Regions from separate parts of the Homo sapiens genome. Here region 1 is linked to region 2. The links are chromatin loops, found by intact Hi-C in ENCODE. Cell type or tissue: PC-3. All regions are shown on one strand. Links, peaks and the distances in the headings refer to the core of each region. The heading gives the core; the rest is flanking DNA. Region 1 has its middle 62 kb from the start of OPN4. Region 2 overlaps LDB3 (LIM domain binding 3).

What was found. A loop is a pair of places that touch in the nucleus more often than their neighbours do. Peaks named below come from ENCODE experiments on the same cell type or tissue, not always from the same donor. Only the 100,000 strongest peaks of a DNase experiment are listed, where the experiment ranks them.
Region 1: a loop joins it to region 2, with 3 times the contacts of the local background. A loop is called at or near these places in 11 of 110 quality-filtered maps.

What each region holds. Positions count from the first base shown.
Region 1 is chr10:86,591,150-86,594,048 of GRCh38, reverse strand. No RefSeq gene overlaps it. Among named protein-coding and RNA genes, the nearest start is that of OPN4, 62 kb to the left of the region's middle. In PC-3, for the core only: a CTCF peak has its summit at 1,532; no DNase peak of the experiment used is centred there; H3K27ac peaks cover 598 bases.
Region 2 is chr10:86,683,072-86,685,970 of GRCh38, reverse strand. The region is part of intron 5 of LDB3 (LIM domain binding 3); the gene reads right to left. Among named protein-coding and RNA genes, the nearest start is that of LDB3, 16 kb to the right of the region's middle. RefSeq lists an enhancer at 1-1,899. In PC-3, for the core only: a CTCF peak has its summit at 1,547 (motif pointing right); no DNase peak of the experiment used is centred there.

The DNA of each region.
Region 1 (2,899 bases), core at 191-2,690, 92 kb after region 2:
CTTTTCTTCTTTTTTTGAGACAGAATCTCACTCTGTCACCCAGGCTGGAGTGCAGTGGCATGATCTTGGCTCACTGCAACCTCTGCCTACCAGGTTCAAGCAGTTCTTCTGTCTCAGCCTCCCAAGTAGCTGAGACTACAGGTGCCTACCACCATGCCTGGCTAACTCTTGTATTTTTAGTAGAGATGGGGTTTCACCACATTGGTCAGGCTGGTCTTGAACTCCTAACCTCAGGTGATCCGCCCGCCTCGGCCTGGGCCTCCCAAAGTGCTGGGATTACAGGCATGAGCCACTGTGCCCTGCCCCTCCCATCCCCTCCCCTTCCCTTCCCTTCATCTCACTCTGTCACCCAGGCTGCAGTGCAGTGGTACAATCATAGCTCACTGCAGGCTCGAACTCCTGGGTTCTGGCAATCCTCCCACCTCAGTCTCCCAAATACCAGGGATTATAGGTGTGTACCACCATGAGCAGCTACATTTAAAAAAAATGTTTTGTAGAGATAGGGTCTTGCTATATTGCCCAGGCTGGTCTACAACTCCTGAGCTCAAACAATCTTCCTGCCTCAGCCTCCCAAAGTATTGGGATTGCAGAAGTGTGCCACCACGCCCAGCCACACAGCAGGATTTCAAAGAGCCTTTAGTCTGTGCATGTGCACTGTGGTTCTCTGAAGGAGACGTGATAGGCAGGGGAGCCCAGGGTCACTCATGGAAAAATGCTGTTTAGGGAAGGACTTGGCCAGCATTGCTCCAGAAGCCTGCTGGGCCACCAAGTCCTGACATTGTCCTAGCTGGAGGTCTCTATCCAGGGTGTGGATGCTGAGCTATCAGTGTGCACAGGAGCAGGGCCCTGGGCTGCCCCTCAGGGCCCAGCAGGCCTGTCCCAAGGGCCTGACATCACACCCCATAAACAGGCCCCACTGCCTTCACCTGAGCACAGCCTCTGTCCTGCATGGTACCCCCCAACTTCATGTGCCTTCATTATCCAACGCCCTCTCCTGTCCCTTTAGATCCAAGTTCACCATTGAGCTTCTGGAATTCTCACCACTTCCCTGCTTCCTGCCAGAGGTATACTGTCTGATTTTGACCTTTGGTTTCTGTCCATGACTAAAATTCAGACATTCCCTCCGGTCATGGCACTTTTGGAAAGAGATTGGAGGTAGAGATACCACTGGGAAGATGACATCTGCTGCGTATGGTCTGGTGGTGTTGTCAAGCCTGGGCTCAGGTACTGAGGGAAAGGCCAGCAGAGAGGGTGGGCTAGCTGGTAGAGGTGGGGCAGGTGAGGGCAGTAGGTGTGCTGGGCTCACCAGAGCAGCAGTGGGCCCACTAAGCCTGCCCAACCCAGAGTCCACCAGAGCAGTGACTCAGGGAAGGGCCACTCCCTGCTCCTTGTCTCAAGAAAGATTCATTTGGAAAATCCCCAGTGCCGTAAGGCTGACATCAGGAAAAAGGGCATTTACCTGTGCAGAAGCAAAGGTTATCAAGGGACTTGTGCTTCAACCCAGGGGCCTAGCGCTGGACACTGTGGACACCTAGAGGTGCTGGGTAGGAGCGCAGGGAGCAGTCTCCCAACCCAGCTCCGAGTGGGCATTGACTGACTGCAGGGCATGCTCCCACCTTCCTGCTCAGCTTGAGGTCAGGGGAGGTTCTCAGGGACTGGAGAGTGTACAGAAAAGGGGATCTGAGGAACAGGGTGGTGCCACTCAGACTTAAAGTCCCCTTCAGAGGTCCATGAGCATCTCACAGGGTCCCTTCCCTGCTCCCACTCTCTGTGAAGGGGCATGTGCTTAAATTCCTCCTGCCAGAACCCACAGTCTCTGCGTCCCCAGAAGAGCCCTCTCAGGAAGGGCCGGTAAGGTCTCCAGCTCTGTCATGACTGTCTTCAGTGAGAGCATGCCTCTCCTCCTGAAAACGGTCAGCGTCGGCTGGGTGTGGTGGCTCATGCCTGTAATCCCAGCACTTTGGGAGGCCGAGGCAGGCAGATCAGGAGGTCAGGAGTTCGAGGTTAGCCTGGCCAACATCGTGAAACCCTGTCTCTACTAAAAATATAAAAATTAGCTAGATGTGGTGGCATGTGCCTGTAATCCCAGCTACTTGGGAGGCTGAGACAGAAGAATTGCTTGAAACCAGGAGGCAAAAGCTGCAGTGAGCTGAGATCGCGCCACTGCACTCCAGCCTAGGCAACAGGGCAAGACTGTTGTCTTAAAAAGCAAGCAAACAAACAAACAAAAAACTGGGGAAGGGACGTGCTATGCAGTAGAGAGTGGAGAGACTGCTGAGCACACTGTAAAGCACAGGACAGCCCCCGCAATAAAGCATTATCCAGCCCCACCTGGGAGGAGTGCCAGGGCGGAGAAATCCTAAACAAGACCAACTGCTAGGACGTGGCAACTGCATGATCTGCATGCAGGTCTCCCTCCAGCCCCCAGCCCCTCACCACCTCCCGGGGCATTCCCTAAGCGGTTTTCCAGCCCACAGCTTCCCATGGAGGAAAGGGTACACAGTCTCATAGACAGTGACCAGAAGTGAGATAAGAAGTGACTTGTCCAAGGTCACACAGCCCACAAGTGGCAGTGCTTGGATTCAAAGGTGGCTACCACAATGGGGAAGCATGGGTGGGTGTATATGAGTGATGAGACACAACAGTGTCAACAGTGGTTGCTTTAAGCATTAGATTGTGTGATTTTGCTTTTCTCTATTTTTCAGCTTTTTGACAATGTGATTATGTCATTTGGATAATTTATAAATATTTTTGAAAATTTAAATGAAGGCATCAGAAATGCTACTTTGCATTATTTCTGTGAACTCTGGTGTATTAGTCTGTTCTCACATTGCTAGTAAAGACATACCTGAGACTGGGTAATTTATAAAGGAAAGAGTTTAATGGACTCACAGTTCCA
Region 2 (2,899 bases), core at 247-2,746:
CCAACCCCAGGCACATCTTAAGCAGCTGCTGCAGCAGGAAATTGGGAATGAAATTAGAACCATCGGATGGAGCCCCCACTCCCACCCCCAAATGCTTCTACTCCAGCTTCACACATGCAGGCTCACCCAGGGGTACAAGTGTACCCCACTCATACATATGCACATACATGTACACATGCCAGCAGGCACACTCTATCCACGCCAGACACACGCAGACACATGCTGGGGCTGGCACGCAAGCGCACACACATGCTGTCCTTTGATACTAACTTGGCTGGAGAGTTGACTACCACCTGGGGAGGAAAAGGGCAAAGAAGACAGGGTGGTCAGAGAGAGGCTCCACCAGGGGCAGTTTGAGCGCCGGGGCCATCATCAGCCTGGTCATTGTGGAGGCAGAACCAGCCCAAACCGCAATGGGTGAGGAGAGCAAGGAGTGAGGAGGGAGAACTCAGAGCCGGGAATCACAGCTACTGGGACCCTCGGTTTGGTTCAGAGACTGACACAGCAATGTTTCCCTCTTGAGGGGTCCCCAGTGCCCTCTGCTTTGCCAGAAGAAGGGTTTTCTTGTCTATCTTCAGGGGCACTCGTACCGCATACATGAATCCCCCACATACAAACCTGGCTATAGACCCCAGAGTGGAAGCTAGGGGTGGAGACAGGACCAGCTGTGGCTGCTATGGAAAAGGCTGAGGCCCAGGGGCCTCCCTGCCTGTCAGCAGCTCCGGACTAAGAGTCTGTTTTGTGGGGGCAGCTCTGGAATTCTGTCCTGAGCAGGCATTGCAGTGGTAAGGAGGCAGGGTGTGCGCGGGGTTTCCTATGCCCCCCCAAACCTGACCTCCTCTCCCTCCCAGAAGAGACGCAGGCAGCTCTGGCTGCTCCTCTTGGGGTATAGGGGAGTGGGGTGCACAGTCACCAGGGGCCACTCCTAAAGGCCCCTTGGGCCAGCAATGAGGCAGGATGGAGGAGCGAGCAGGCGCAGGGAGAAGTGTGAGCTCAACAGCCGAGGCAGCACAGTGAGAGGCCCCTTCCTCTCACTCTGACCTGAGAGTGAGCCTCCCAGAGCATGGTCTCTGTAGGGAAAGCAGTGTCTGTCCTGTGTTTCTTTAAATGCAAATTCCCTGCAGTGGCAGACCCTGTGGCCAGCAGCCCTGTCGGGGGCCTGTGAGGGAGACAGTGTGGAAGGTGGGGGGCTCTGTCCCCAAACTCTGCCACCTTCTTGAATCTGCCCAGTGTGGGCTGTAGCTGGGGGAGCTTGGGCCCCGGCCAGCCTGGCCCTGGTCATTTGCAGCCAAACCCTGGGAAGCCAGGCTCAAGTCAGTGGTCCCCGGTCCCAGGGAGCAGCACAGTGGCCCTGCTCTGCCCCAGGCCCGCCACTGCCTCAGAACTGATAAAATTCCCTCTATCCTCCCAGGCTCAAAATAGCTGCAAGTGGAGCTATATTAGGAAAGGGCCAGCACGGAGCTCCATTCCTTCTCCATTTTTGGCCAGTGCTGACAGCTGCAGGGTCATCTCTTGCCCTGACCAGCCCAGGGCCCCCTGCAGAGGGCAGTGTTGGCCTGGCGGGGTGGGGGCTGCCTCTGCCCTCCCTTGGCAGCCTGCTCCTTCTTTGACATTTATTCCTGCCTCCTGCTCAGCTTCTCCCACCCAGGACCTGGGGCCGGGATGGTGGCAGCAGACACATCTGAGAGGAGCCAGTGCCTGGGTCTTGGGGAAGATGAGCCAAAGATGTAAGACCTGCCCAGGGGCCCTTGCACTGAGTGGCCTGAGGGGCACTGCCCTTCAGTGCCAGCCTCAGAAGGGAGGAGAAGAAGGGGGCTGCTGGGATGCCTATGCCCGTCTGCCCTTGCACCACATCTGTTTCTCTCTCCTCCTTCCAAGAGGATACGAGGTGCCAAAGAATTGCACTGCAAGTTGCCCAGAGGAGAGAGTAGCGGAAGGGGCTTCTTTTTGGAGCCAGACAGGACAGAGTTCAAGTTGTGACCCTGCCTCTTCCTAGCACTGTGACTCCGGGCAAATTACCCACCCGTCCCAGCCTGTTTCCTAATTCTAATTCTTGAGATGGTAGTGCCTACCCCGCAGGTGGGTTGTGCAGACTGAACGGGTCATGAGTCTAAGGTGCTCAGCATGGGAGAAGTGTGCCATGGATAAGCACGGGGATTAGCCCTTGCTGACCCTGTTGCTGACCCACTTAGCATAGGTGGTGGCCTCAGCCCAGCAGAGGTTGCCCTAGGCCAGCCCAGGTCAGAGGCTCCAGCCCTTCCTGCCGGCATTGCCTGAGACAGCAGCATCAGCTTTTACTTTGGATGAAGCACCCACTGCACATCCTCCCCTAGCCCACCATCCCTTGGAGGAAACGTCAGACTCTGCTGCTCTGAGCACCAAGAAATAATTTACACATTCATCAGGGTCTGGGCAGCCCCTGCACCGACAGCAGAGTACCTTAGGCACTATGGGAAGCAGAGGTGGGCCTGGCCCCTCACTTCCCTGAGCAGGCAGCAAGTCCCTGTCTCAATGCAAAGTGGAGTCAGGCAGACCTGCATGCCAGTTCTGTCTGCCACTTACTAGCTGTGTGACCTTGGGCAAATTACTTGCTCTCTCTGAGCGTCTATTTTCCAGCTATAAAATGGGGAAAATCATGCCCACCTCTGGAGTTGCAGAGAGAGTTGTTTTAGAGAGTGTTGCTGAGAGATAAGGCATGTGGACTGTTAGCTGGTCCATAGCCAGAGTGCATGGTCAGTATGGGGAGACATTATCATCATTGCAGGTGGGTCTCCTGGGAGTCCCAGGCCACCAGAGGCTGACCTCTCTGCCTGAGGCCAGTTCCTGAAAAGGACCGGGAAGACCTACCAGCCCAACAAATGCGGGACAAGGAGGTCATCTCTGTTCTACTATTCCCTGA